Linked DNA regions of Mus musculus: regions 1 and 3 are each linked to region 2. The links are chromatin loops, found by intact Hi-C in ENCODE. Cell type or tissue: heart. All regions are shown on one strand. Links, peaks and the distances in the headings refer to the core of each region. The heading gives the core; the rest is flanking DNA. Region 1 overlaps Pabpc1l (poly(A) binding protein, cytoplasmic 1-like). Region 2 holds the start of Ywhab (tyrosine 3-monooxygenase/tryptophan 5-monooxygenase activation protein, beta polypeptide). Region 3 holds the start of Tomm34 (translocase of outer mitochondrial membrane 34).

Region 1 (10,286 bases), core at 1,526-9,525, 59 kb after region 2:
TTTCCAGCTTGCTGTCTGGCTCTGACTTAGGTGGGAGATATCTGGATATGGGATCAGAGCCAAGAAGCCGGGTAGGTGAACACCCTTGGGTTTCTACTGGTCCAGGGTGGTCATTACACATCCTTATATCTCTTTGAAAGCGGGGAAGCTCTGGTTAAATTTCACCTGTTTCTTGGTGCTTACTGTGGGAGGCAGGAAATCCCTGTGTGCTGGGAAAATACAGGGTTCCCTCTGGACGCTGAGCTCCAAGAGTACTTCCTCTCCAGCCCCAGAGTTTCTGACAGGCTCTAAAAAAAAAAACAAAAGACGACTCTAGTGGGGACAGGGGGGTGGCTCAGGACTTGAGTTTGAATCCCTAGCAACCACATAAAAGCTGGCCATGGCTATGTGTGCCCTGATTCCAGAGTTGGGAGATGGAGATGGGAAGACAGCAGGAACTTTTTGGCTAACCAGCCTAGCTGAACAGGCAGCTTCAGGGTCAGTGAGAGACACTGTCTTCAGGGGATAAGGTGGAGGCCGATAGAACAGGCCATCTGATGTCCTCTTCTGGCCTCTCTGCACACACACACACACACACACACACACACACACACACACACACACACACACACACTTGTTTCTGGTCAGCAAGTTCTTCACGTCATGACCACACAGACCTTAAGCCCCTTCACTAAAGGCCCTCATCGCTCTATTGCTTCTTTAGCTTACTAGGCCTGGCTGCTTCATGCCCCCCTCACCCCCCATACAGAAGAAAATTACAAATGCCTTATGTAGGCTCCATTGGCTGCTGTCTATAAACTCTCACTCCTTTATGGGAAGACCCTTCTAACACCACTCAAGCATCCCCACCCTGTGGTGGTCCTCCGTGTCCTATTATGATGGCCCGGCACCAGAACTAGGTTGTATTGTGGAAGTACCTGATGGTGGAAGGTGAATTTATGCTGTGTGTTTGCCTCCCACACCCCAGTCTCAAGTCAAGCATTAAATCCTGTCTGGAATCTCAATGTGTCTAGTCAGAACTGCTTCTCACAAAACAAATGGAGTCTCAAAACAACTGACTTTGCTGTAGATACCTTTAAATAGTATTGTTTATATTTTTATGTTATTGTTTTTATTATGTTTATATTATTTATATCACTATATATTTATAACTATAAATTTACAATATATTATATATATATATATAAAAATATAATATTCAACCTGACCCTTCAGATTGTCCTGTAAGGTGGTGCTGCTATGCCTACTTTATAAAGTTGGAAAGAGGAGTTTCCAGTAATGTTACATGATATAGCTTGGGGTGACAGGTTCTAGGACAAGATCTCAGGCACCCTCATTGCTCCACTCCATGGTGCTACTAATAGAATACTGGGTTTTGGGGCAGGTGTGCATGTAAGCTATCAGGTTGTTCTACACAGGGGAGCGTCTCTACTCCCTCATCCACGATGCCTGCGCCCCACTGACTGGCAAGATCACGGGCATGCTGCTGGAGCTGGACAACCTGGAGCTTCTGTTATTGCTGGAGTCCCCAGAGTCCCTCCATGCCAAGGCAGGTGGAGACTGGGTGGCCACACAGCAAAGACCAAGGGCTGTCCTAGAGAAGATAGGGCAGCTGACATCAATCTGCTGGGTCTTAGTTGAGGGTTCACAGCTTCAGTCTGGAGCACAGATTAAAATCTGGGTAGGTCCTAGTAAGGCTTCAGGACAAGTAGCTGTGTTCTGCAGTACAGAGTCCTGTCCAGTAGTGTGACCTGGTTTAAGGAGGCAGTGGGCTGGGACCTTGTGAGCAGCAGGGCATCAGAGCTCCGTGCATCCTTTATTATGCAAGTGAAGTCATGGCCCTTCTGGAACCGCCTGTATTGGGGCAGCTACACTAAGCCCCTCTGTTTTATGTCCCATAGATAGAAGAGGCGGTGGCAGTACTGCAGGTGCATCGAGAAATGGAGTCAACAGATAGGAACTGAACTCTGTGGGTTCCTGGGGATGGAAGGACCGACAGAGCGGCTGAGCTGCTGGCTCTCTGGAGACTCCGTAGAGAACCCAGCGATCAAAAACCCACTGTGATGTGTTGGTGGCTTTGTCTGAAGCACCAGGGAGTTTGGTGAAGCTAAAGGAGTCATAGGAGACTTGCAGTGGCTGGATGTTCTCACGCCTGGCTCCGTTCTGCCTGTCTGGAGGCCTGGTCTGCTGGTCCACCTTCTTGACTGAAGATTGGGTGTTTTCCATATTCTGGGAACATTTTTTTCCCTCCACTCCCCCTCCCCCCACCCCCACTGAAAATGGAATCTTCACTCCCTTGACTACTTGATTACTGCATTTCTGCTCTTGGTTCTAGCTGTGTGAACTCTAACTTCTTTCCTGATGGGGATCTCTGTGTTCTTGAGCTCTGATTATGTAATGAAGGCTGACACAGTCCCCCTGCTGATCATTTTGCTTTATATATTAAAAAATGCTGCAAAAATCTGTCTTGCCTGGAAGGAGGGTGGGGCCGACTGGACCGTAGTAAGACTGGACCGTAGTAAGACCTTAGAGCAGGACCAGAACCCCAAACAGGTGCTGAAGTACACAGCAAGTGTGCATGCAACAGGAAACCTACCGAGAGCTGAGTTTAGCTATGTAACTGCTCCAAACTACAAACTGGCCACCAACAGCAGATGGTTAAATGGGTCCCATCATGCAACGGATGGAGAGAAGGGACTAAAGCTCAAAGTCCATGTCATTTCTGCCGGCCAGGTGAGCACCACAGAAGGCAGCAATGGCATGCGGGTCCCATGTGACCAAATGCTGGGAACACAGTTAAGTACTCTGTAGAAATATACTAGAGTACCTTCCCTGGTAAAGGTCTCCATCCCTAAATAGGGACCTCTCAAGGTCCTTTAGGGCAGTCAGTGCTCATCTCAAGGAGTACAGGCCTCAGTTCCTTGCTGTGAGGATACACTCGCACACTGTCACTGTCACAAGTCCATTGGAACACATCCAACAGGATCCTGTCATTGTCTCTCAGGGTGTCCCGCGTGCCCCCCCCACCCCCGCCCCATGCCACGCCCCATGAAGGCCATTTTGAACTCCCCTTATCTTCTAGCCTCTGAGCCGCACTCTCTCCCCTACATGTCCTCCAGGTGCTCAGTGCTGGCATGTCTTCAGGCCTGAGCCCCATTCCTCTTTTTTTCCTCTCCACTCCACATTCTGCTCCTCTACATCTAAGTCACAATTTCATTTTCAACTGTGCTTTCTTGAAGACTCTGGTATCTTTGTTCTTCAGCTCTGTTCACTTTGGAAGCTCCACAGACCTTACACACCCTGCTTACCCTGAATTCTTGGACCATCAGTACCAAGTCAGATCCACAACAAAGGCCAAGTTCATGGCTCGGAGCTCCCGGCCCCTCTGCTTTTGACTTGAGTGTTCTCAGGAAAGTCTCCCACCCACATTCTATCCCAAGGCTGAGGTCTCCCAATGCATGTGCCCTTCGCTTCCCCTCATCTTCACAAACAATCTATCTCTCAATTGTTTCAACTCTGTAAATCCTTCTTTGCCATCCTGGCCTGAGCTCAGCTGGACTCTGGCAACAGCCCCTGTGGCTTCACTGTATTGGTGGTTTTTTTCCTCCAAGAAATCAGAAGGAAAAAAATCTGCTCTCTTACATAAGTCTGCTATCCCACTGTTTCCTTAGGGTTTAAACAATGTAACTTGCAGCCTCATCCGGTGTTGTTGACAACTTCACACATCTTCATTAGTCCTCCCTTAGAGCATACTGCCAGCTAGGAAGTACACATCCTGCTCGTCCAAGCTCCCACCTCTCACCCATTAATATTACCTTAATATTTTTCTCAGGGCTGGAGACATGGCTCAGCGGTTAAGAGCACTGACTGCTCTTCTGAAGGTCCCCGATTTCAAACCCCAGCAACCACATGGTGGCTCACAACCATCTGAAATGAGATCTGACAACCCTCTTCTGGTGTGTCTGAAGACAGCTACAATGTACTTACATATAACAACAAATCTCTAAAAGAATATTTTTCTCATTATTGTCAGAATGTATTTATCATATGTTACCACATGTATTATGTAAAGCATGCACTTTGCTCTAGCTTACCACCTTCATTATGCCCTCCTGCCCCTCTCTTCCCAAATGTTCTACACACACATTTATAGATAAATCTAGATTCCGCATATAAGCAAGCAAGCAGTATTGTTTAACACCATCCCCAGCTCCATCCACTTTCCTGCAAGGAATGCCATTCTTAAAGCTGTATAGAACTCTACTGTGTGGGCCAGAGATAATCCACCAGGTGATGTTGCTCGCCACAGAAACCTGGTGACCTGAATTTGATCTCTGAAACTCATATAAAGATGGAGAAACAACTCCACAAAGGTGTTCTCTCACGTCCACACATGGACTGTAGCACACACATGCTACTAAGAGACCGTTCTGCTCACGGCATGTACACATCCCAGCCATTCGACTGCTGATGGTAAGTTATCCTTACCTTGGCTTGGCAATGCCAAGTCTCTAGCACGTGCTTCCTGGAGATCCTACTGGTTAGACAGCTAACGAGTGGTAACCTTAGGGCTATGGGATGGGGATGGGTTTTGAGACAGGGTCCATGAAGCTCGAGAACTATGAGTACCTTTTAAGGCCCCTCTATACTGATTCCACAGTTGGCAGCTTTTGCCTTTACTTTTTGTGGTGCCAGGGCTTGAACCCAGGGCTTTGTGTATGCTAGGCAAATGCTCTACCACTGAGCTACACCCCCAACTCTTAGGAGTCTCTTCTGAATTCAGTTCAAACTCCCCTTTCCAGGGGACTTTCACCCTTCTATTGTGCAAACTTCATGGAGGCAGACAAGACACCTGGCTGCTAATTATCCCTTCATTATGCCTAAAGCAGCCGCTTTACCCTTAACTATCTGATCAACTTCTTGTCTTCACAGGGCCATTTTTCAGAGAGCAGGGACTGGATATAGTCATCCCACTTCCCTTGGACTATACGCAATGCTTGGGTTGTTCTAAAAGTTCATTTAATAAATAGATCAATGTCTAAGAACCAGTAGCTTTTTCTTTCATAGATCATTCCATATCTTTTTTTTTTTTTTTTTTTTTTTCCGAGACAGGGTTTCTCTGTATAGCCCTGGCTGTCCTAGAACTCACTTTGTAGACCAGGCTGGCCTCGAACTCAGAAATCCGCCTGCCTCTGCCTCCCAAGTGCTGGGATTAAAGGTGTGCACCACCATGCCCGGCTTTTTTTTTTTTTTTTTTTTTTTTTGATCATCCCAAATCTTATTCAGGAAATATTTAAAATTTTAACACTTCTTTTACAGGGTTGAAAATCAGTAGTACAAGAAAGTATGTATAAGATTTAGCTTGCCTTTGCTTCCTGTCTTGTGTGTTATAGTCAGTTGTTACCATGACCAAGTTGCAGGAGCAAACCCGAGAAGGCATAAACAAATGCGTCAGAGCCAGCTGTATAGAAGAAAACCTTTTAATGCAACAGCAACACACACTTCAATAAAATCAGTTCAATTAACTCCAACATATTAACAAAACAAAACAAAACAAAGGAGCCCGAGGGGCTGCTGCTATGGGGGAAAAGGTTAAGTTCCTGCTCAGACTGGAGGGACACTAATCTCAAGGAGGCCTCTCTCCCCATTGCAGGAGGAATCTGGGCTCTTTGAACATCGTAGGTAGCTCAGACAGAAGGCAACAACACAGAGCCTCCAAGGGTTAGGCTCTGCCTTCCCACAAAGGGCCTGGACTAAAGGCACTGGGGCTCAACACAGGACACTGTGTCAAGGACAGGGTGCAGACAGCAGCTGTCTCCTCGAGGAGATGGCAGGCAGCCTTGGAGAACCAGCTCAACAGGCCGCTGTGGCTGCGGACGAGCAAGCACTTCTAGCCTGTCAGCACTCAGGTGAACTGCAGAGCTATGGCGGCAGAGGAAGTCACAGGCACCCAGTCTGTGCATATCTGGGTCAGGGACAGTTGCCAAGGACTGTGTTGACAAGGGCCAGGCAGAAGCAAGCGAATGAGGCCAGGGCTGTTGGCGTCACGCTTTTTTAAATTAAAAATAAAACAAAACAAAAACCTCTAGTGGGGACCTTTCTGGAAAAAAAAAAGAAGAAAAAAAAAAAGAGTCCTGTGCTTGTCTGTAATGGACTTAATCTGAACAAGTAAAATGTGTCAGGTGAAAGGCTGCTACCTCTCCAAGGAGTCAAAGTGGGGTTGATTTTGCACTCCCTTGGCGGCATGCTGGGCATTGGGGCAGATGCAAGGGAGGCCCTGGCTTCTCTGGGAAGGTCAAGTTCAGGGTCCCTGTTGCCCTCTACGGTTTAGTTCATGTTCTGGTTAACTTCCTGCCGTAACTTCTGTGCAGGGCCATTCCTGGGTTCAATTTGTAGGAGGCTGCTGATATCCGAAAGGCTTGACTTATAGTCCTATAAAAGAGAAAGAGAGTTGGGGAGGGGACCTAGAGGACACAAAAACGGGGGTGGGGAATGGATGGACAGACAGATGACAGCTGCTGATGCAAGATCATGGAGCTTTTCCAGGGCTTGGGAGAAGGAACACTGGAGTCAGCACCCGCAGAAAGCTCTAGCTAGGCCTGGGTGTCTGCGGGGGAATCTTTACCTTGAGTGCCTTGTAGGCTTGAGCCCGTCTGTAAAACGCCTTTACATTCTTCCCATCCAGCTTGAGGGCTTCTGTGCAGTCCTTTACTGCCTCCTTGTACTGCTTCAGGACCAGGTGACAGAGCGCTCTGATGCAGAAAGGCCATCGCAGAAGTTCAGTCACTTGTGGACTCCCCCCCAACCCTCCCCCACACACAGCAAGCCTGAGGCAGCTGGGGAATGACCTGGTTTGCTAAACACCTGCTCAGTGCTGTAGCTCTACCTTCAATCGTCTCAGTTCTCCCCACCTCTTGACACTTTATGTTTGTGCGCATGTTCTGGTGCCCGTGGAGGACAGGTGTTGGAACCTCTGGAGGTGGAGGTGGCTCTGAGCCACCCTGTAGTACTGAGAACTGGAACCAGTTCCCTGGAGCAGCCAGTCCTGTTAACTGACGAGCCATTTCTCCAGTTCCCTACCTTTTCCCGCAGATGCAAAGGCTATGAGAAACTTTCCACAGTTGTCTCTGTGCCAGTCTGCACACACCTAGAGCCTGACCCTGCACAATACCACCACTCATCATTCTGCATCAGGTTCTCTAAGCAAAGAAAACTTTCCCAAAACCTTCCCTCAACAGACGGAAAAAAGCAAATGCATGCGTATTAACTACTAGTTAACACTGCTGGCATCTCGGGGTAGAGTGTGAAGATGGAAGCAATCACTCTGGAGCACAGCAACAACAAGACGGAGCCTATGCTGAGCACGGGATAGGAGAATCCAGAGGGTGGAGGGATGAGGGTTCAAGGTACTTTGAAATTCCTTATAATAAAATGTGGAAAATACCGTGTGTTGACATCATTCAAGTCTGATGACCAGAGGGAAGCCTTTCAGCCCCGCCCACTCATCTCCCCTTACTGCTGAGTGGATGAGAGCACTCGATGGTTAGACATGGCATGATCTGCTTTAGCTATTCCTGCTCTGCTGGGTTTTCACTGCTTCCAAGTGCAGTACAGACTGCTGCAGTGAGGATCAAGAGATCCTGACAGCTCAAATTCCGATGGGATTACCAGGCACTCTGAAGAACTTACCAAGAGCTGCTTTTCCTATAATTTTATCAATCCTGGGTCTCAAATTTTAACTTCTGTTAAGATGAAAGGAAATGGTAGCTAATGTACTTAGTTTTTCCTTTGCTCCTTAGTTTCTATAAACATGAAAAGCACAAGGCCTTTCACTATTATAAAAGCAAAGCTATCCACTTTATCCTTAATAACTTCTGTAGGGTTCTCTCCTTCTACTTCATGGCAATCAGCTCACATGTTTTGCAGTTGTTTTGGTTTTTACATTTGAAATTGTACTCTTCTAAGAGTTTATTTTAGAATAAAGAGAGGAAGAATTTGTTTTAACTTTGACCCCACCAACACAATGTTATTTATTGAATGATAGCTTTTATCCCCATAACCTTACTATAAACTAAATGTTGTGCTGTCTAGTGGTTTTCCTTACAAACTCTGGAATCATCATCATGACTTAAAAACAAACACAAGACACAAACCTAAGTCAGGCTGGGTGTGCAGGTCAGGAGCAGAGCCTGCCTAACATGCACGAGGCCCTCAGTATGGTGCCCAGCGCTGCACTGCCCATAGCCCCACCCCTCCCAAGGGAAAGGCCATCATTTAAATGAGCAGGAGGGAGAGGAACACTGTGTGGTCCGGACATATCCGCTTAAAAACAGTGTTTCAACAAAAAACGCTCCCAAGATATGGTACAAATACTTTGTTTCTTAGGAGTATGGGCAAATGGGTGTCCGGCAGCACCAAGGTCAAGGAGCTTAGGGACAGAAGGGGCCAATGACACAAGCATGGAGGAGTGGGCACAGGCTCCCTTTATAAGTCAGCCTAACAGAAGGAGGGATCCTGGTCCAATCAGCTTAGAAAACCACAGGTCCGAGGTCTACCTAAAGTTTAAAACTAAAAGTTCTCTTATTAACTTTTAAGAAGTAAACCCAAACCTCAGTAAGCAGAATCTACTTGTAACTACCTCCCAGGATCACGGCTCCCACGGCTCGTGTACCACCTCCCGGGATCACGGCTCCCACGGCTTGTGTACTACCTCCCGGGATCACGGTTCCCACGGCTCGTGTACCACGTCCCGGGATCACGGTTCCCACGGCTCGTGTACCACCTCCTGGGATCACACGGCTCATGTACCACCTCCTGGGATCATGGTTCCCACAGCTCATGTACCACCTCCCAGGAAGATGGTTCCCACAGTTCACTCAAGAAAGTTGCCTCAGACCCTGCACAAGGAGGTCAGTGTGTGGACACTGGAAACACGCTTTACCCTTAAGTTTTCTTCAATTAAAAAGAACACTGTCTATGTGTGTGCACGATATGTTCATGTGGGTGCATAGGCCACGGCACACAGGTGGACAGCTCTGTGCAGTCAGGTTTTCCTTCCCACCTTTATTAAATGTGGGCTCTGGGAATCAGAACTCAGGTTGCCAGACTCGTGTGGCAAGCAACTTTACCTGGTAGGTCATCTCACTGGCCTGAAACACATTGTATCTTCAAAGTTTTTATGAAGGAACAATGAACTTCTATCAGATCAAAAAGTTTTTGAAAAGATTGTTTGTGTGCCTGCGTGTGTTTACGCATACTAGCTGTGTACAGGCAGGTGTCTGGAGACCAGAAGAGGACACTGGGTCCTCAGGAATGAAAGTTACAGGTGTGAACTGCTTAATACAGTGCTTGCTGGGAATTGAACCCGGGTTCTCACGTGAGTGGCAACGTGCTTCACTTCTCAGCCCTCTCTCCAGCTCCCAGATGTCCTAACTAGACTACTGAGCACATGTGGGTAGCAAGTGTGTGGATTACACATAGCCTCCTGTTGACTGGATCAAGCCTCTGACAAGAAACTACGATTTCACAGGAGCAGATTTCAGATCTGTTATTACCATTTCAGTGGCTGGTCAGAGCTCAGACAGTACCTTGATTTGTCTCAACTTGACCCAGTAATACACACTGCCTGTCACTGACACTTGTGAGCATCAGTAATACACGCTGTCTATCGCTGACACTTGTGAGCATCAGTAATACACGCTGTCTATCGCTGACACTTGTGAGCATCAGTAATACACGCTGTCTATCGCTGACACTTGTGAGCATCAGTAATACACGCTGTCTATCCCTGACACTGTACACATCAGTAATACACGCTGTCTATCGCTGACACTGTACGCATCAGTAATACACGCTGTCTATCGCTGACACTGTACGCATCAGTAATACACGCTGTCTATAGCTGACACTTGTGAGCATCAGTAATACACGCTGTCTATAGCTGACACTTGTGAGCATCAGTAATACACGCTGTCTATAGCTGACACTTGTGAGCATCAGTAATACACGCTGCCTGTCAATGACACTTGTGAGCATCAGTGTAGAGGAGACTTCCCCACAGCAGGGAAGATGCCCTGGACTTTATTCTCAGGGTTTCCCAACAGCAGTTCCTGATGCAGAGCTGGCTACAGGCCCACAGATCTGCACTAAGCCAGGCAACAGCACTGTTCCCTCTTGTTCTAGCCAGACCTGTTCCTAACCTTAACCCCACTCCCTGGACAGAACTGTCAGAAACAGGTGAGTTAAAGCAGCCACAGGACGGACAGCAGGGGAGAAAGTTTGTGTTG
Region 2 (10,286 bases), core at 1,148-9,147:
CCTACATTAAATAAATAAATAAATAAATCTTTAAAAAAAAGTAGGACATGATTTAGGGGCTAGGGAGATGGCTCCATCTGTAAAGTGTCTGGAGTCACATGCATGGTGACTTGAGATCAAATCCTCAGTACCCATAATAATCCAGGCACAGTAAGACATATCTTTCACCCATTGGTCAGCCAGCCTAGCTGAATCAGTGAGTGAAAGGTTCAGTGAAAAACTATGTCTCAAAAAATAAAGCAAGATGAAGGGCGAAAAAGACATGCAGGGGCTGGAAAGATGGCTCCACAGTTAGGAGCCCAGGCTCCTTTTCCAGAGGACCCAGGTTTAATTCCTAGCACCCACATGGTGGCTCACAACTGTCTGTAATTGCAGTCCCAAGGGATCCGACATCCTCTTCTGGCCTCAGAGGGCACAAATATACATGCAGATCAAACACCTGTTTGCACAAAATTTAAAAAATAAATACTTCTATTATTTTTTTTAAATGGAAGACTCCCAACGTCAACCTACAGCCTGAGTGCATTCATGCATGCATGCATGCATGCATGCACACGCATGTGCTTGTGCACACACACATTAGACACATTTAAATATCAACCTAACAGTCTTGCTCCTACATATTAACTTTCATGAACCGAAAACTGATGTCCACACAAAACCTGCATTTAAGTGTTCACAGCAGGGTTAGTTATCATTGTCCTAGGCTTGATTGAGAGCTCCCTTGAAGCTCCATTAGTTCCCAGGGCTCTTCAACCAAGTGCTCTCAACTAGGTGGCTTTGAAACACAAGCCACATAGTATCTCACAACTCACTGACTTCAGTCTAGAAGTCCAAAATAAGGTATCTATCGGCCATATTCTCTCCCAGACTCAAGGCAGACTCTTCCAAGGGCTCTCTTTAGTTTCTAGTGTTGCTAGTACTCCTGGGTGCTCCCTGGCTTGTAGCTACATCAGTCTACCCCTTGCCTCTGTTGTCAGAGTATTCTCTGGGTGCTCTGTCTCCCCATGGCATGCTCCATTTTACAGAGCCCTGTCCTGAGTCAAGACCTACTCTAATGACCTCATCTATTTTGACTATATCTACAAAGAGCTTTTTCCAAATGAGGTGACATTCATAGGTATCTAAGGTCTCAACTTCAACATACTTTCATGGAAGACACAAGTCAGTCTGGCTAATTTATGTCTTTAAGACAGTATGTTAGCTGGGCAGTGGTGGCGCACGCCTTTAATCTCAGCGCTTGGAAGGCAGAGGCAGGCAAATTTCTGAGTTCGAGGCCAGCCTGGTCTACAGAGTGAGTTCCAGGACAGCCAGGGCCACACAGAGAAACCCTGTCTCGAAAAAGAAGAAGAAGAAGAAGAAGAAGAAGAAGAAGAAGAAGAAGAAGAAGAAGAAGAAGAAGAAGAAGAAGAAGAAGAAGAAGAAGAAGAAGAAGAAGAGAAAAGAAAAAAGAAGGAGCTGGGTGTGATGTTTCACACCTGTAATCTCTGCATTTGGAAGACTAGGGCAGGAGAATGGCTGTGAGTTCAAAGCCACCCTGGGCTGAAGGGTCAGAGACTCTGTCTCTCTTTTTTCTAAGGTTTGTTTATTTATGAATTTGAGTGTTCATTCTACATGTATACCTGTAGGCCAGAAAAGGGCATCTGATCCCATTACAGATGGTTGTGAGCCACCATGTGGTTGCTGGGAATTGAACTCAAGACATCTGGAAGAGCAGACAGAACTCTTGACCTCTAAGCCATCTCTCCAGCCCAAGAGACCTTGTCTTTAAAAAAAAGATTAGCTTTATTAGTTAATTATTAATATAGTTAATTATTTATTATAATTTGTGGTATATTCATTTAACGGAATAGTGTTCAATGATGAAAAGAAATGAGCTAACTAGCTATAAAAAGACATGAAGGAACTGTAGTGAGAATCTTGGTTTCTTTAAAAAATACAGAAATAAGAAGTGTTTTTGTTTTAATCCCAGGAGTGGGATATGAGGTTGCTTCACACTGTCCACAGCAGCTGACTATGATTTGCCTCATGCTCTAGCAGGGGTGTGATTTTGCCAGCTGCAGATAGTTTCTGCAGTCATGTGACATTTAAAATTCTGGGGACTTTTCAGAGAGTATATAAATACTGGGTCCCATAGAGAGGGTGTGGGTTGTTGGTTGGTTGATGTTGTTTGTTAAGTAGTTGTGGGCAAAGAAGAAATTAGATATCCTGACAACAAAGATCAAACTTTCCCCAAGTAACTCGATGCCCCCTAATTAGCAAGAAGCAGTGTACACTAACTTTGCTCCTGTTTACCCTCTATCTTTTTAAAAATCTCCTATCTAGTGTTAGGGGGTTGAAAGGATTTGGAACAAAAGGGGTGGAGAAGGGTGGAAGAAAGAAGAACACACAAAGTAGCAAAGATACAACTCCAAGGAGCTTTAAACCATATTGACTCATGAAAAATGTCAATCAGAAAACGCTACCGTGTAAAATGTCAGGTAGTTGCCAGAAGTTGAGGGTATGAAAGTAGGGGATGAAGGAATGAAGCGCAGGGGATTCTTAGGGCAGTAAAACTTTTAGAAACAGAGGTGACATTATCTGTCATGCTTGGCAAGATCTATGGGAGTTTAAAATACAGAGAATGCAGTCCAATGTGAAAACCGGTGCTGGTTAAAGATAATTTATCAATACTGCTCATCAAATGTAACAAATGTATCACAGGAATGTCAGTATGTTATCAAGAAGAGAAATGTGCAGTCAGGAATAGGGAGGTATTGGAATGATGTACCGTCCAGTCAGTCCATTCTTTCTTGTCCCGAGACTGGCCATGTGCCCGTCTCCCACACTGCTGTAATCGCTGGCCCATTAGGCTAGTCCTTTACCCACCCTGTGCTATTTAGTTTTTGTCAATTTGACACACACTAGAGTCACCTAGAAGAGGAGACCTCAACTGAAGGATCACCTGCATCAGATTATCTCTGGGCATGTCTGTGGGCCATATTCTTGACTAATGATTGATGTGGAAGGGCCCAGTCCACTGTGGGCAGTGCCACCCCTAGGCAAGCGGTCCATTGCTGAGCAAGCTATGGGAAGGAGATCGATAAGCAGTGTTCCTCCATGGTGTCTACTTCAGTTCCTCCCTCCAGGTTCCCGCCTTAGCTTTCTTTAGTGATGGTCTATACTGTGGAAATAGAAGACCAATAAACCCTTTCCTCCCCAAGTTGTTTCTATTTCAGCAACAGAGAAGCAAACTGGAATATACCTTTGAACCCATCAGTTGATTGTTGTGGCTTGCTGACCCCTGGCCTAGAATGCAGAGATGGTGAAAGGATTTAATCCATGCAACCCTATAGCAGGCACTAGGGGAGGCCTGACAAAGAGCAATTCTGTTGACTCCATGTACCGATGATGGAACTTGTGGCGTAATCATTAGAAGCCTCTAACCCATTAGGCTTCTGTCTAGATGGAGGCAAAAGACTGTCCTGTCATATTAGAGCTACTGCACTCTGAACAGACTCTGGATTTGTAACTGGTCTTTGGTCTACCAAAAACAAATCCCCATGAGGTTCTTGTGGTATTAAGAAACCCATCCAGTGTTCTAGTTCAGTGGTTTTGATTAAAATCCGATATAAAATCCATGATATATATATCCGCTCCAAGCTTCCGAATATATATATATATATTACACAATGCACCCTTTTTTAATGTTTATTTATTTATTATATGTAAGTACACTGTAGCTGTCTTCAGACACACCAGAAGAGGGCATCAGATTTCATTATGGATGGTTATGAGCCACCATGTGGTTGCTGGTATTTGAACTCTGGACCTTCGGAAAAGCAGTCAGCCCTCTTAACCACTGAGCCATCTCGCCAGCCCTACACAATGCACTCTTAATCTCATTCAAGTTAAAAGTTGTTGTACTTGGTTCAGGACTGATGTGGTCTGCATCTAAAGAACAAATGTCTGTACAAAAGACTTGAAAATGACCTTTATACCCTAGAAAGTCTGTGTATACACACCCAATCTGAAGTAGACAGCCACTCCATAGTCCCAGCTACCATATAGAAATGTAGACAGCAGTTTTCTGTCCATAGAAATCTGATTTGTATGGTTCTGAGTTCTATAAGAAAGCAGGCTGAGCAAGGCAGCATCTCTCCTCCATGGCCTCTGCATCCGTTCCTACCTCCAGGTTCCTGCCCTGTTTGAGTTCTTGTCCTGACTTCTTTGGTAATGAATAATTTGGCCGTGTAAGTCAAATAAACCCTTTCCTCCCCAGCATCACAGCAATAGAAACCCTAGCTAAGACAGCAGCTAACTCAAAGTGTTTATTCATTCTGGAACAGTACATTGGGAGGATGGGGAGTTATATAAATGAACTGGGGTGCTGATAATGGGTAAGGACAGAGCTCTGATTGTCTCGCCCAGGGAACTATTAAGTCGGAGCCATCAGCGATGGGTTTCAAAGCAGCGGACACAGAATGACATTGAAAAGATCATTTGGTACTTGATGGGGGCAGGGCTGGAGAGTCAAGCGGTGAATTTGAAGTCTGTCATTAAGCTAAGTGAGGGTAAAAGGAGAAATGACAAAGGCCTATTACTTTGTTCTTTCTCTAAAAACTGTAAGCTTCAAGACGCAAGTCTTGCTGTACTCCCCAGCACTCTGAAAATTGCCACACGGAATTTGTGGGAAATGAACGAAGGCGTGGTGGTGGAGGTATTTTGAAGGGCTAGACTTAAGGGTCAACAGGCTTGAGTGAAGTAGTAATAAAATTTAGGTAACACTGAAAGCCGTTTGGGGATCCCAGGGTTCTGTCTCTGACGATTTCCCTTTGAAGGATACTTGGGGACCAGGGAATCTCAACGAAGAACTGATGTACACTGGTTTTTTTGTTTTGTTTTTCTGTTTTTATTAAGACCTTGGAAATGTTCTGTTCCTGGTACTTCATGAAGCGTCCTTGGTCTAGGAAAAGAACAGTAAGTACCTTTTAGGACTGAAAGGTGAACTAACTGAAAATGGAGGGCTGTCTGTTCTCCTTTAGTTACAAGCATTCCCTTAACGCACAGCTAAAAGCACTGCTAGGCTCTCCGACCCCGTGAGAATTATTTTCAGGGTTGGGTAGGAACAGACGATCCTAGGCTCAACCAAGACCGCTCCAAGCTTCCGAACCCTGCCCTCCCGGAGCCCGCCCTGTTCTCACACATCCCAGCCCTGGGGCGGCCACCTCGGCCCCGCCCTCTCTTCTTCCTCCTTTTCCTGCTCCCCCGCCCCACTTCCTTTCCCTGCGTCCGCCCCCTCCTCGCTCCCACCCAGGCTCTGCGTCCTCCCACGACCGCTCCCTCTTGGTCCTCCCTGACATCCCCTCCTCCTGGCTATCACCGCCCTTTTCAGGAGGACGGAGCAACCCCGTGCCTCATTCACCCAATGAGGAATCGACTCAGGGTGGGGCGGGACTTGGGCTAGAGCGGAAGTGGTGGCCAGAGCGGAAGTGCAGCTGCCGCCGCCGCCACCGCCGCCGCCGATTCCGGAGCCGGGTAGCCGCCGCCGCCACCGCCGCCACTGCCCCTACGGTCGCTGCCACCGCCGCTGCCGCCAGCCCCGCCTGAGGAGTGAGCCCGGGAAGGACGCAGTCGCTGCCCTCTGATCTTCCCGGAAGCGCCTTTGCTCCCTCCAGTCCTCCGCGGTGAGTGCGGCGTGGCTCCCAGGGGCCCCAGCCCAAAGCCCCTTGTCGGGCTGCGGCCAGGCTCACTGTCGCCGCCAGGCTTACTGCCGCCCCTCCCCGCTTCCGGCCAGGCCTGCGCCTCCGCGGGAAGCCCGGGCTTCTCTCTCGGCGCGCCGTACGGGGTGCGGCCAGGCCTGCGCGGCTGGGGACCGCTGGGCCGCAGGCTCCCCCCCTCCGGCACCATCTCTGCTCGGCGCCGCCCCTGCCTGCTCCCTTCGGGCCCCGAGCCATCCTTCTGGGCCTGTCAACCTCTCTCATTCTTTGTGGCTTTCAAAAATTGAAATGTTAGTCGAAGGCGGGCGAGTTCCCGAGCCGCGACGCCCCTGCCGCACTCCCCTGGATGAGTAAGGGTTTAACCTTGGCGACAGCTGGGGCGAATCCCTCTCCCACTTTGCAGTAAAGCTGTTTCATCATCGCTGGTGTGGGAAACCCAGCTGGACCCGAGATTCCCTGACAGCAGGGTTGAGGTTTGAATTAAGAAATGGATTTATCTGAACCTTTCACTGACTCAAACCGGATTCCCAATGGGGTGGGGGAAGATCAGGCTGAGAATTGAGTCTTTTCTCTTGATATTTGTCGTCTTTTACTGCCAGAATCTCGTGTGTCCATGCCCCAAATTCATCCATACACTTTTTTGTGGCATATATATATATATATGTGTGTGTGTGTGTGTGTGTGTATATGTTATATATTGTTTGAAATTTGTCTAGTAACCTCAGTGTTTGAGGAAGGAGTAGGCAAGATGTGGACCCTTTTTTGCAAGATGAGCGCATCTGGGTCTGTTGCAAATGGAGAACATGCGTGCATCGAGGATTCCAAAGGTGGCAGCGTTGGTGAGAATTTGCCAACCTCTGTAAAAATGCATGGCTCATGTCCTTGCCTTCAGTACATTTTCTCTGGTGAGACTAGATAGCACTGGACTCTTGATTTTACTTGCCTGGTGTGGGAGGTGGAATCTGGCAAGATGTTACAAATCTCTAAAATCCCGGGAGCCGGTGCAGAAAGGTGTAGCGCTTAAGAGAATATGAAAATTACATTTCTCACTGTATCTCAGGTGTTCCTGTGAAACCATACAGACACACAGTTTATGGGACTGAACACGTGCTTACTCAGCATCTCACATCTAGCTGCTGGAAATTTATACGAATATTACTGGGATCTTGGTGGATTTCTCTTGACTGCCTCCAGTGCAATCCATTTCTTTGGGTTGCCCGAGTCTTTTTAAAATTTTTTTATTTTATTTTAAGATCTATGTCCTTAGCATTATATAGCCGGCAGATACTGGTTTGTTTGTTTGTTTGTTTTGTTTGTTTGTTTGTTTTTTTCATCCCCACCCAAGTTAGAATTTTAAGCATGACCTTAGAAATGAAAGGCTGGAAATTCAGTACTAAATGCTAAATTATTTTCTTAGCCTCTGCCTTCTAACTATAAGAAACCATTCACCCATCTTACAGATGAAGTCTTTATAAGAAATGAGGTGATTTGGCCTAAACCTCACACCTACTTACAGACTGAATATTCTCTTTCATCGGTGGCAAGTATTTGTGGACTGTCAGCCCCTGGAGTATGGCTCCTACCCTGTTATCTTCCATTTCCCATCATGCAGTGCTTGGGTTATATTGAAGCCATTTTAGAGCTGGAGCTGTCTGGATCAGGGAGGCAGCCTGTGTGGAAACCAGGCCGAGCACACTCCCTTGATGCTCGGTCCCTAGGCAGAGTCCCCAGAGATTTGGGCTGCTGCAAAAAGTGCATTTTCCCCATTTGGCTGTGGATCCAAAAACAGCTCTGGTTAGGTGACTTTGATTCAGTTCTTCCCTCGATTGTTTTCTGGCTGTGATCTTCCTTCAGGAGTTAATTCATCTCAGCTTCTGAGCCTCCCTGTCTCACCGTTGTCTGAGACCTTCTGTAAACTGTGTTAAGTACAAGCTTTTGGTTTTGTTGTATTTAAATCCCTGACTTCAGTGTTTTCTTTCTCCCTTTCTGATAAGGTGCAGTCTTATTTTTTACACTTGCTATGACAGATGATATGAATGTTCCATGGAGAATATCTAGTAACTCTCATCTGGACTCAACAAATGACAACTGTTTCCCTCTTCCCACCTCTTTTGTTGTGTAGCCCAGCCTAGGCTCAGACTCACTGCCCCAGTCTTCTCCCTTCTGCCTCTTGGATGCTGAACTTACAGGTGTGCACCTCCGTGCTGGGCTAGTAATACAGCTTTTGATGTGTGCTGGCAGAAAATGGAATTAAACTTCTGGGATACAGATATTCTTAATACAAATAAGGTTAATAAACAAATTGAACACGAATGGATATACCCCTGTGTGACGTTTAAGTATATGTATGTATTGTGGAATGCTTAAATAGCCTATCTCAGACTTGGTCTTTTTTTATGGTGAAAATAAAGTCGATTCTTCTAGCCAGCTAAGAAATACAGAACAATGTTATGTATAATCAGGGTGAAGTGCATAGCACGACTGAACTGGCAGCTCCTTTGTAACTGTAACTTACATCCATTGATCCGCCTTTATCTTGTTTCTTACTGTTCACATACATGAGTTCACACTCTGATTAGGTATAGCATATGTGCCTGTAGCATAGAAACATACAGAAGCTACCCGTGTGACTAGTCATTAGCTAGCGGGCTATCCTCAGGTACTAGCCCGTGATCACACTACTCACCACTGGTAGTACTTGGTGTGTGCTACACTTCCTGTAAGCGCTGCAAGCCTCGGTTCAGTCTGCAGCCAATGAGAGGTAAGTGCTGTTGGCTTCATCCTACAGGTGAGGAAACTGAGGTGCAGAGATGAGAATTTTTACAAAGATAACATCTATGTAACACAGACTTACATGCTGAAATCAGGAGTTACACCCAGGTCATTTGACTCTGGGTAATGATAGATTTAATTGTGGTTGAACATGTATTCCATGACCACAGTTACTTGTACAAGCACCATATTAATGTGCTCAGATTCCAGTTTTAGCTGTTCTCAAAGTATACAGTGCCATTTATTTGCAGGGTGATATTACTGGTATGTATCAGATGAAAGCTGCTAAAAAGGCCAGTTTTTCTAGCATTTGCTTTATACTAGGGAGAAAGTCCATCAGAAAACTGCAGACTATATTTTAGCATAACCATTTGTGGTTGCTAGCCATACTACTATATAGTATTTTAGGTTAGATTTTGTATGGGAGATAATTCCCTCTGTAAGTAGAGAAGTTACTGCGTCCTGAGAGAACTCGGCTCCTGCTTTGTCAGCGGCATCAGGCAAAAGCAGGCGTGTGAGGGAGGGGCTCTAGGAGCGGTGACTTCATTGTAAGTTGGTGTTTAGATCCTTGGTTGGCTTTAATATCAGCCCTTGGGGGCAGAAGCTGGCTGATCCTTGGGGGACAGCCTTCATTCTTCATAGTTCCAGCAGAGACAGAGCTATAGAGTGAGACGCTGACTCAAAAACAAGCAAACAAAAAACAAAACAAAACACTTGGTTTATACGTTACTTAAGGAGATAAGAATTCAGACGAGTTAGGGGCCAGGAGCATATAGTTACATAATGACTTTAACTTTAGATCTATCTTCACCACAGGAATAGGATTTTAGTAGATCTGCATTTCATAACAAGAGACACTTGGAGCTGGACTCTGAAGAGTTTTTTTCTAAGGAGAATGTTAAAGGAAGAGATGGATTTGAAGTGCTTTTCTATTCTGTGATATGTCTATTAAAAACAACTCGGCGGCTGCTTTCGAGAGGCCGTTATGTTTCTAGTGCTTGTAGCGAGATGAAAGTGATCAGTGGCCTCACAGAAACACGCTATTCTGGCAGGTTGTAGGTAGACTTTTACTTCAAGTTCTGCCCAGTTCTTGGTTATGTAAGTTTCCTGTTCTGCTTGTTTATTTAATTGTTTTCCTTAAAGGCTCAGCTAGAAGAATTATTTCTGAATGGCCTTGACACAGAGATGAATAGCCAAATTAAAGTAGATCTGAGCCTGGTCTGTCATTGTCCTCATGGGAAGAGCCTTAAATTAAAGCTTATCTGAAAGTTTGACGAGTGTTTGTATGCTATATAACTTTACATGATTCTTCACAACAATTAACAGTAGTACTTTAAGTATTGGGAGTCATGGCTGATCTTAAAAAGATTGCTACATTGGGAAAAGAATTAATGTTGAGGGGCTGGTGAAATAGCTTAGCTGGTAAAGGTGCTTGCCCCCAAACCTGATATTTCAGCTTCAATTCCCACATAGTGAAGGAGAGAACCAACTCCCTCAATTGTCTTCTGACTTCCATGTGCACCCAAAAATATGTCAACTTTTTAAAATTAATGCTGTGGGAATAGGAGATAGCTTTGTGGTAAAACACTTACTATGCAAGCATAAGGACCCGTGTTTTCTCTCCAGCAATCACGTGGGAAAGCCAGATGATGTGTGCATATCTCAGCTCAGTTCTGGGATGTGCAGAGAGAACGTCTAGAGTGCTGCGGGTGGTCTCTGTGAGAGGTCTGTCTCAATAAAAACAACCCAAGGACAGTACTGAGGAATGACACCTGTGGTCTGAGTGTGCGCTCACTCTTGTATGTCTCTTGAGAT
Region 3 (10,286 bases), core at 1,263-9,262, 76 kb after region 2:
CAGTTTCATGTGTCTATGTGTCCACACTGTGGCCCAGCAGAAGTAATAAACAAGCCTAGGATTGAGTCTGCATTCTATCCATGCTACCACTAGCCATGGGACCCCAGGCAGGCACTTCATCATCCCGGTCGTTGTCACCTGGGTTCTGTCCTGGGAAGAAGGGTAAACTTACCACCACAGTGAACACCCTGTGAAAGAGAAAAGAAGGCAGCACAGGCTCCACGAGCATGCCTCTCTCCTTACTCATTCCATGCATGTACAGCAACATCAGACATAGGGTTAGCCACAGATGTATGCTAGCTTAGCCAAGATGAAAAAAGGCTAGCCCGGGGGGTGGGGGGGCTGGCTCAGCAGTTAAGAGCACTGACTGCTCATCCAAAGGTCCTGAGTTCAAATCCCAGCAACCACATGGTGGCTCACAACCATCTGTAATGAGACCTGATGCCCTTTTCTGGAGTATCTGAAGACAGCTACAGTGTACTTATATATAAAATGATAAATGAATCTTTAAAAAAAAGAAAAAAAAAGGCTAGCAGGAAGAACGAGACAGGAGAAACCATTCAGTGCTCTGTACACCTGATTACTGACAGACTGTCCTTTCTTCCTTCCTCTTCGCCCCCATCCCCTTTTTTTGAGATAGGGCCTCACTATGTAGCCCTGGCTGGTGTAGAATTCATGATACAGAACAGACTAGCCTTCATCTCACAAGGATCTGCCTGCCTCTGCCTACTGGACACTGGGATTAAAGATGCCTCAGCCAGGCGTAGTGGTGCAAGCCTTTAATCCCAGCACTTGAGAGGCAGAGGCAGGTGGATTTCTGAGTTCGAGGCCAGCCTGGTCTACAAAGTGAGCTCCAGGACAGCCAGAGCTACAGAGAAACCTTGTCTCAAAAAAACCAAAAAAAAAAAAAAAAAAAAAAAGAAAGATGTGCCTCACCCTCTCTTTGCTTCTTAGACTACCTGTTAGCATCTATTATCCCCCTTTCTTCTTTCCTTTATTCTTACTTCTCACACCATCATCCCAGGAAACCACCCGAGCATGTCAGTCACTGTGACTGCGTCTCACCTCATGTGCCAAGTCACAGAGATGTTATAGTCTACTTCTAACTTCCCATCATACACCATTAAAGAAGCAGTGAGCCCAAATTCCAAAGACAAGGAGTCTGTCATTCTAAGTGGCCTATCTGTAAAAAGAGAGAAGGCGGGATTCTCCCGAGGAGAAACCTGGCTTGCTCTTCAGTAACCTTCAGGTATTCCAGAGGCTCCCTGGGCCACTTACGAAGTGCAATCTTTGATGCAATCTGTGCAGTTCCCATCCTTCAAGTAGCACGCTGCACGGTTGGAGTACAGAACACTTTCTTCTTCGGGGTCTGCAGAACCTGCCCAGATGGAGGCAGGAAGAGCAAGATCATGAGTTGGGAAATAGATGTCAGAGGGCGTAGAGATGCACTTCATATTTGGAGCTTTCTAGGATTTGGGAAAAGGCAGCAGAGTCTTGTAGCCTAACCAGGCTTATATATCATATAGGATAACACATTTACCATTCCTATCACCACAGTGGGGAAGTCTAGATTTCTGCCATTCACAGGAAACTAAGCATCCATCATCACTTATTTTAGCACTGAACTTGGTACCAGATAAAAATATAAGCATAAGGCAGCTGGTTTCTGCCCGAGAGAAAACCCTGTTGTAATTACTTGGTTGCGTGGCTAACTTATTACAGAAAGCACAGGGACTCAATAGAGAAAGGAAAAGGACGATAATAAATGCCTCAACGAGGGGGTAACTCAGAGTCGGAGGGAAATGCAAGCAAGCTAGAGAGCAAGAGTTAAGTCAGAAAAGCCTTTACCAGAAAAATATAACCGAGCCAGGTCTGCCAGGACTACGGGCACCTCAATAGAGAAATGTGAACAACCCCATAATGTTTCTCATTAGTCACTTCTCTAAAGTCAATGATCTTACCCAGGCACAGAAGCTTAGACCTCTCACTGTGACTATAATCACTTTCATTTCTTAAAATTTACTCCTGTGTGTGCGTGCGTGCGTGCGCTTGTGCTCCTGCATGCAAGCTCACATGCAGAAGGAGGAATGCGTATGGAGGTAAGATGACAGCTTGAGCCGGGCGTGATGGCGCAGGCCTTTAATCCCAGCACTTGGGAGGCAGAGGCAGGTGGATTTCTGAGTTCGAGGCCAGCCTGGTCTACAGAGTGAGTTCCAGCACAGCCAGGGCTACACAGAGAAACCCTGTCTCGAAAAACCAAAAAAAAAAAAAAGAAGAAGACGACAGCTTGAGGGAGTCAGTTCTCTCCTCCTCCCACGCGGGACCTAGGAACTCAGCAAGAGCCTTTGCCTGCTGAGACCCCTGATTTTCACTTTTTGGAGAATTTCATTAACTGTATTCTGATCGTATTAATTCCTCCTCTAACTTCCCCTAGGCTCACTTCTGCCTCCACACTCTCCAACTCTGCACTTTCCTTTAACCCCTGTTTTCATTTTAAAGATACTGTCAACTACATTTTACTCACTAGCATGGGTCCTAAAATACCACAAGACAGCAAACACAGAACATAAGAAAACAGTGTGGACCAAGTAACTCCTAGGTATATAGACCAAAGGTCTTCCTGAAATATTTGATTTAGACATTATTTTCATAGCTTATGCTTGATATGACATTCAGCATCCACCATTTTATCAAAATCAGTTGTTCCCACCTCCACCCACCTTTGAGTGAGGTCCCACTACCTTTTCCAGGTTGCCCTTGAACTAGCAATTTTCCTGCCTCAGTCTCCCAAAGTACTGGAGCTACAAGACTTCATGTCATCATAGTTTCTCCCCCTACCCATCCCCCTACCTCCTTTAAAAACAAAAAACCAAACAAACAACAAAACTTAAAACAAATTGCTGGTATGGTGGCACATCTTTAGCCTCAGCAGTCCCGAGGTAGGGGCAGGCAGAGTTCCATCGTCTGTGCAGAAGGCTAGCCTTGACCTCTGACAACATTCCTGCTTCAGCCTCCTGAGTGCTGGGATAACAAGTAGACACCTCCACACCCTTTCCTAGGGAGCAAGGTTTCACTGTGTAGCCCTAAGGGGCCTGGAAGCCACTCCATACATCAGGCTGGCCTCAATTTTGCTTTTGAAATGGCTAAAACTCCATCCATACTCATTTTTGTCCCTGGAGGCCAGCACAATGCTCACAAGCCCGGCCCACTTTAGTGCGTATCATTAACGCATAAGGAACTGGACCACTAAAGTGTTTCCCAAGGGGCATCACACAGCCTATCCTTTTGCACTTGCTTCAGGAAGTAGGATACCATGTTGACACTTGATATCCTTCATTCAATACTAACAATGAATAATAAACACAATAAATTTATACTTCTTTCATTCTTCTCTTGGGCCAGAAAATACAGAGGTAAGTTGAATAGTCCTTGCCAGTACTGAAAGGTTCTAGTTAATGGTCCTACAAAATCCACTCAACTCTTCTGAGTACTTGAGTGCATGTATATTTGAAGGTTTCGAGTCTCAGACTTGCTACAAGGCTTCCCTGTGCTCCTTAGAGCAGAGAAATCCGATCTGAGAAGCCAAGAGAATTACCTACATAATCACACTGAAATTTCCGTAGTAGGGACAGAAATAAAATCTGGCAAATTTAAACAGCAGGGCTGTTTAATTATAGTGGTCTCAGAATAAATCCACACAAAAGCATAGCTTCTGGCCTTTTACTCAGGGAAGGGGGCTGAGAGGGAAACAGCCACCTTAGTGTCCCCAGCAACTTCAAGATGTGGGACTGACATAGTGGGAGCAGCCTAAGAGGGTTTCCAGAGAAAACAACAGGATGTGTGTGTGTGTGTGTGTGTACCCATGCATAGCTTCAACCCATAAAAGGTCTAAAAAGGAGGATTTATGAATTAGTCTAGGTAATGATTAAAAATTTGGACTCAGGGGGCTGGAGAGATGGTTTAGGGGTTTAAAGCATACACTGATCTTGCAGAAGGCCAGAGTGTAGCTTCCAGCACCCACGTGAGGCAGTGCACAACACCTGTAACTCCAGCTCCACGGGGATGCCACCTCTGGCACATTAACCCCACCCCATGACCACAAATAAAACCAGATTCAGAAATCAGATGACTATATTCAAATTCTGGGTCTAACAATCTGCACTGTGTCATCCTAGGAAGGCAATGAATTCTTTGGGATTCCTCATCTACAGGTTGATCTGGTCATAGTGAAGATAAACAAAGATAACATCCAGCACAGAAAACCACGCAACAAACACTGGTCAAGAAAATGAGAATGGGGCTGGTGAGATGGCTCAGCGGGTAAGAGCACTGACTGCTCTTCCAGAGGTTATGAGTTCAAATCCCAGCAACCACATGGTGGCTCACAACCATCCGTAATGAGATCTGACACCCTCTTCTGGAATGTCTGAAGGCAGCTACAGTGTACTTACATATAATAGTAAATAAATCTTTAAGATAAAAAAAGAAGGAAAGAGAGAAAATGAGAATGAGGACTCAGAGAAAGTGGGACTCAAGGCTGTCTTCATGTCAAAGCTTCTGAAACTTCGGGCAAAGGTTAGGAGCATTGTTAATATGCTGTTCTTTTGTTTAAAACTCTTCCAATTAGGGGATAAAATCCCAACTCTTTGGAGGGTTTAAAGCACCAACACAATTAAGGTTTTGTGTACTTCCTGTCTTAAATTGTCTCATTAATAGCTTATGCTGCTTAGTGTATCTGATGGGTCTCCGCACCTGGCATGCATTAGACACTCAACTCAGGGACATCTCAAATATCTCTTGAGAAGTTGCCCATGACTTCCTTTCTAAAGGATCCAACCTTATCACATTACTTTGTATTAATAGTTCTAATCTCAGAGGTCTCCTTTACTTACAAATGTAAGACAACTGGCCCCAGGAAGTTCTATCCTTGAAAGGACCCCATCTCGCCAGCCACATTCAGTCAATATACAAAAGTCAACTGAATTTTAAAATGAGTACATGAGGGGCGGACAGGTGCGCTAGCTATATGCGGGGGCGTGGTGGTAGAGGCTGGTGCGGCAGATGGCCCGGGGAAAAGAAAGACCCAGAGGACAGGATCAACACTTAGTCCAGGGCGCCGATGCGGGTGCAGGATGCCTGCAGGCCCGGAAGGTAAACGGGGGAGCGGGTTCCTACCTCGCGCCTGCAGCAGTCGCAGCGCGCGCTCGTACAGCGCCGAAGCCTCGGCGTACTGGCCGTTGCGGAAACTCTGGTTGCCGGCTGCGCGGAGCTCTTCCACAGAGTCTGAGAGTTTGGGGGCCATCCCGGGAGGCCGGCAAACAAGGACCACCTCCGTTCCCCGCCGAGGAGTGCGCAACAGCTTCCGGGTGGAAGCAGCGGATGCGTGCCCTTAAGGCCCGCAGCCGACTGGCCTGGGGGTGGTGGGGGGTGGTGATGGTAGACCGGGCCGCGGCTAGGCGGCCAGGGACGGAAAGAATCGCGGGGTCAAGCCCTGGGAGGGCCTGGTGCGGCGGCTGGACGCGGGGAAGGGAAAACCAGGGAGGCTGGGCCAACGGGAGGCCCGGTGCGGGGATGCGGGTGGAGGACGCAGGCCCGGAGGGAAACGTGGGGCGGGTTCCTACCTCGCGCCTGCAGCAGCCGCAGTGCGCGCTCGTACAGCGCCGAGGCTTCGCCGTACTGGCCATTGCGGAAGTTCTGGTTGCCGGCAGCGCGGAGCTGTTCCACGGAATCCGAGACTTTGGGGGCCATCTCGGGTGGGCTGGGAAACAGGGAGCAACGCACTTCCCAGCTAAGTGGTGCGCAACAGCTTCCACCCGGAAGCTAGGGCTGCGTGCCTTTAAGGCCCACTGTGGACCGGCCCTGAGGGGCGGGGCCAGACGAGGCGGGGCTAGACGGGGCGGAGCTAAGCGGCCGGAAGAGTGGGCTCAAGCCCTTAGCTCTGTCCGGCCGCTCTTCCTTGTCCAGGGGCGGGGCCAGGGAAGGGCGGAGCTAAGAGGGTCGGAGGCGGGGGCGTTGAGAAACAAGGCCTTTGGCGTGAGCTCTGTCTGGAACTCGTGGTCAACAAGTTTGAAGATGGTGGCTGGCACTCCAGTGCTGAAGCGACAGCTGAATCACCGAAGGAGGCAGACTATCTTCCCTCCGTTGGACCTGGGAAGCAATTAATCCACGACCAAGAGAAAACATACTTTTTGTCAAGATTGTTTGTTTTCGAGACAGGGTTTCTCTGTATAGTCCTGGCTGTCCTGGAACTCACTCTGTAGACCATGCTGGCCTCGAACTCAGAAATCTGCCTGCCTCTGCCTCCCAAGTTTTGGGATTAAAGGCGGGTGCCACCACGCCCGGCTCGTCAAGATCTTAATACTATAAAGAAGCAAAGAGCGGGATGATGCAAACGTGTGGAAGTCTAAGGCACCCTCGAGGACTGTATAGGATAGAGTGAGAATGATGAAAATTTTTTATACGCACAAAAGAATATAATGCACTTAAAAAAAAAATTGAAGCAACATAATCCAAAGTTGAGGTCTGCAGTTCCACCACTTTGGAGGCCAAGGACAGTATAGCTGAGCTCCTGTTTTAAAACAAAACCAAGAAAACACAATGATGTTATAGGTGATAGGTTATTTCTCCGTTGCCGATGAAATGAGCCAATTTAAACCAGATTATAGTAAAGGCAGGTTTATTGGGAAGCTGCTTTCGGGCAAGTTCACCGGTCCCAAAGGAGGAGGCCAGGGAAGTCGCCATGGGGACGGGGGTGGGGGGGGGCGGGGGGTGGGAGGGGGAAAGAAAGAAAGAAAGAAAGAAAGAAAGAAAGAAAGAAAGAAAGAAGGAGGGCACTTATGCATAGAGAGAAAAGAAGGGCAGACCAAAGTGTCTGGATTATATAGGGAGGAGCCTCTGGGGGAAGGGCAGCCCAGCCTCTGGGCTTAAAGTTCAGGGGTGGGGGCATGGCATGGCAGGTAGGCACTGAGGGATGCTGGGAGAACCTGGAGATTGGGGAAGGCAAACAATAGGAAATACCCCTGTGGAGGCTGTTAAACCTGAGCAGGCCACAGAGAGCCTCTGAGGCAGAGAATCAGCTGAAACCTGAGATGTCGGGATCAGGATTCCAGAAAGCTGGAAAGCGCCTGGCATCTTGTGGACCATAAAACTTATTTAGTGGGTGAATACAGATGGATACAGATGAATACAGTGAATACACATGGATAACACTGGAGCTGGGCTTGGTGGTGGACGCTTTAATCCCGGCACTTAGGAGGTAGAGGCAGGTTGGTTTCTGAATTTGAGGCCAGCCTGGTCTACATAGCATGTTCCAGGCCAGTCAGGGAATATACAGATGCTGCTTCAAACAAATCCCTACAAACAACCCTAAACTAAAAATATACCCACTACGCCCCTAAAAACAGAACGGTGAGGGCTCAGCGACGGAACTTCAGAAATCTGTGAGTTTTATTTTTTTAAAAAGATTTATTGATTTTATGTATGTGAGTACACTGCAGCTGTCTTCAGTCACACGCCAGAAGAGGACATCAGATCCCATTACAGGTTGTGAGCCACCATGTGGTTGCTGGGAATGGAACTCAGAACCTCTTCAAGAGCAGTCAGTGCTCTTAACCACTGAGCCACCCCTCCAGCCCTTGAGCTTTATTTTTGTCAATAACCCTATCGGCTTGAGCTGAGTCTAGACTGTCATTTTGGACTAAATTAGTGGATCTTTCCGTTTTTGGGGGTGTGCCAGGTCCAAAGCGAACCCCCAATTCCTCCCCCAAAAGGGAAGGCTTGTGTTGAATATTGAAAGTGTAAACAAAAGGATTGCTGGTGGACAGACCCGAGTAGTCCTCTGTAACCTGTTGGTTTCTGTCTACCAAAAGGAGTCACTCCTTTATCGTCCTTGCCTTTGGTAAAGGAGACTTAAGCCAAGCTAACCTGCAGGGTCCTTGGTCCCTAGTAACATATATCTGTTATGAGTAGCAAAGCAGCCTGGCCCTCCTTACCTCCTCCACTATGCTCCCAGGCTGTTCCAGATTACAACTTGCACACTCCCCTCCGCAGCAGTTACGCTACAGCAAGGTCCCGACCGGCTCTTCTCCCTCTTCGCTAATTTTTTCTGCCCGGAAGATATAGCCCTGGCCTTGGCCAGTCTGTTTTTTTCTCTCTGCTCAGGAGTCTTCCAGATGCTGTTTGGTCTCATCTACAATAAAACCTCTCCAGTCTTGGAGCAGAGATTTTGATGGTTTCTTGACTGCGCCCTAGTTTACAGAGGGCTTGGGGCTTTTCCCCTTGGCCCTAATATGAACTCACTTCTTTTTCTTTCTCTCTCTCTCTCTCTCTCTCTCTCTATATATATATATATATATAATATATATATATAAATATATATAAATATATATATACACACACACACATATATAAAATATATATATAAATATATATAAATATATATAAATATATATAAATATATATAAATATATATATATACACATATATAAATATATATATACACACATATATAAATATATATATACACACATATATAAATATATATATACATATATATAAATATATATATATATTTATATATATATATTTTAAGAACTCACTTATCAAGCCCGTGCTTTGCTAACAGCCTCCCCATCTGAGAAACTGGAGAACCCTCAAGGAGTCAGGCTTGAAAGTATTCAGTCCAAAGGCAAGTCAAGGAGAGGGTGTCGCTGACACTCGGGCCACTAGAGGCCGCCCGAGAGGCACCTCTTCGGCTTTCTGACTTCTGTATCCGCCCGCCACTGTGCCACGTGACTCCCGCCGCTCCGCCCAGCCTCCTCTCGCTTCCGGTAGGGGCGGAAAGCGGAAGTGTGGGAGGGTTCGCGGGGCGGGCTCCGGGAGGATGGAGCATTGAGGCAGTCTGGGCGGCTGCCGGCAGCGCCATGGAGACCGTGCAGCTGAGGAACCCACCGCGCAGGTGAGGGGCCGTAGGCTGAGAGGCAAGAGAGTTGGGTGAGGAGAGAAGGCGCGAGCTTGCTGAGGGTAGACCCCGGCGTGCGAGCTCGGGCCGGGAGGAGAGGGACCCGCGAGGCTGGTGACCGGGCTGCAGTAGCACCTGCCGAGAGAGGAGGGAGCGTCCGCTGGCCCGGGCAGAAGTGGTTTTGCTTAGAGAGAGCACTCTCTGGGCAACGTGCGGACAAGTTAGGGGAGACCCCAGCAGAGGCCGGGGAAGGCGCCCCAAGAAGGGACCCGAGGATGTAGGGGCGAATGCTGAGGCCGGGTGAGCGAGGACTTAACCCTGTTGCTTCGCTTTCGAGGCAGAAGTCGTTAGAAACATTGATTGGAGGTCCCATGGCTAAGTAAGGGGTGGAGCGGGGATTTTGGGTCCTGGTGGTTCTGTCCCAAGTCATTGCTCCTAACTGCCTTACTGTGTCAGTACCAACGTTTCACGGTTCTAGTAATGGAGAAAGGGTTATGGGGGGCTAGAGTTTCCAAGGGGCTTCAGGGTGTCCGCCCCATGTAGGATGATGTATTAGTAGTGATGGCGGTAATGGCTTTTATTACTGAGTTCATGAGTGACTGCCTACTTTTTTTCAAATCGTCCTCAGCCTTCCAACACCCAAAGTTGGGACGTTGATAAAGAACAAACAAACAAACAAACAAACACCAACCCGGGAGTGGGTAATCTGAGGTCCAATAAATAGAGTTTAGACACAGTAGGCTCAGCCAGACTTTGTCCTGTTCAAATTCTGTTTCGATACTCTCTTGGCTCTAGATTCTAGAAGTATCTAGAGTTGTTTTGGGTCAAGATGAACTGACTGCTGTTGTGCTGGACCACTCCCCGTCTCACCTGGAGAAAAAAAGCCTAGAGCCTGAGGGAGTCGTGCTTCTCTCAGACACAGCTAAAAACTTGGGTTTCACAGAGAAGACATTTGACTTCCTGCAGCAGAATGAGCACTAAAATAGGAAGTGTTCAGAGTAAGGGAGTGCCGGGCACCGGAGAGGTGGTGTGTGTGTGTGTGTGTGTGTGTGTGTGTGTGTGTGTGTGTGTGAAAGCCTGGGCAGCACTCTTAGGGGAGGCAGGGTCTGTTGGAAGTACACAAACATGGAATCAAACAAACAGCTTGTTGAGATGGGCTCAGGTTTGACTTAGTGTGGTGTGCTGAGGCACTCAAAGGAGTACTTATTAATTACAGCCAGAGAATGCTGCAGGGCGGCAGGCACTGTTTCATTGCTTTCCAGCTTGCCTGTTCAGCCATAGGAAATTGCTGGTGTTTTGAACTTGTAAACATGGTACACCTTACTGG

The links. A loop is a pair of places that touch in the nucleus more often than their neighbours do. Peaks named below come from ENCODE experiments on the same cell type or tissue, not always from the same donor. Only the 100,000 strongest peaks of a DNase experiment are listed, where the experiment ranks them.
Region 1: a loop joins it to region 2, with 2.1 times the contacts of the local background. A loop is called at or near these places in 6 of 42 quality-filtered maps.
Region 3: a loop joins it to region 2, with 5 times the contacts of the local background. A loop is called at or near these places in 12 of 42 quality-filtered maps.

The regions. Positions count from the first base shown.
Region 1 is chr2:164,048,076-164,058,361 of GRCm38, forward strand. It overlaps Pabpc1l (poly(A) binding protein, cytoplasmic 1-like), which reads left to right. Exons shown (of 14, transcript NM_001114079.2): 13 at 1,419-1,549; 14 at 1,902-2,463. The coding sequence ends at 1,964. It overlaps Tomm34 (translocase of outer mitochondrial membrane 34), which reads right to left. Exons shown (of 7, transcript NM_001291155.1): 6 at 6,626-6,752; 7 at 5,465-6,432. The coding sequence ends at 6,328. Among named protein-coding and RNA genes, the nearest start is that of Tomm34, 18 kb to the right of the region's middle. In heart, for the core only: no CTCF peak of the experiment used is centred there; a DNase peak (open chromatin) is centred at 5,966; H3K4me3 peaks cover 293 bases; H3K27ac peaks cover 924 bases; H3K27me3 peaks cover 399 bases.
Region 2 is chr2:163,989,700-163,999,985 of GRCm38, forward strand. Ywhab (tyrosine 3-monooxygenase/tryptophan 5-monooxygenase activation protein, beta polypeptide) reads left to right here and starts at 5,498. Exons shown (of 6, transcript NM_018753.6): 1 at 5,498-5,666. In heart, for the core only: a CTCF peak has its summit at 5,761; a DNase peak (open chromatin) is centred at 5,322; H3K4me3 peaks cover 2,357 bases; H3K27ac peaks cover 2,096 bases.
Region 3 is chr2:164,065,292-164,075,577 of GRCm38, forward strand. It overlaps Tomm34 (translocase of outer mitochondrial membrane 34), which reads right to left and starts at 5,878. Exons shown (of 7, transcript NM_001291155.1): 1 at 5,622-5,878; 2 at 1,279-1,378. The coding sequence starts at 5,748. It overlaps Stk4 (serine/threonine kinase 4), which reads left to right and starts at 8,847. Exons shown (of 11, transcript NM_021420.4): 1 at 8,847-8,956. The coding sequence starts at 8,922. In heart, for the core only: a CTCF peak has its summit at 8,736 (motif pointing right); DNase peaks (open chromatin) are centred at 5,900, 6,330 and 8,820; H3K4me3 peaks cover 2,349 bases; H3K27ac peaks cover 2,120 bases.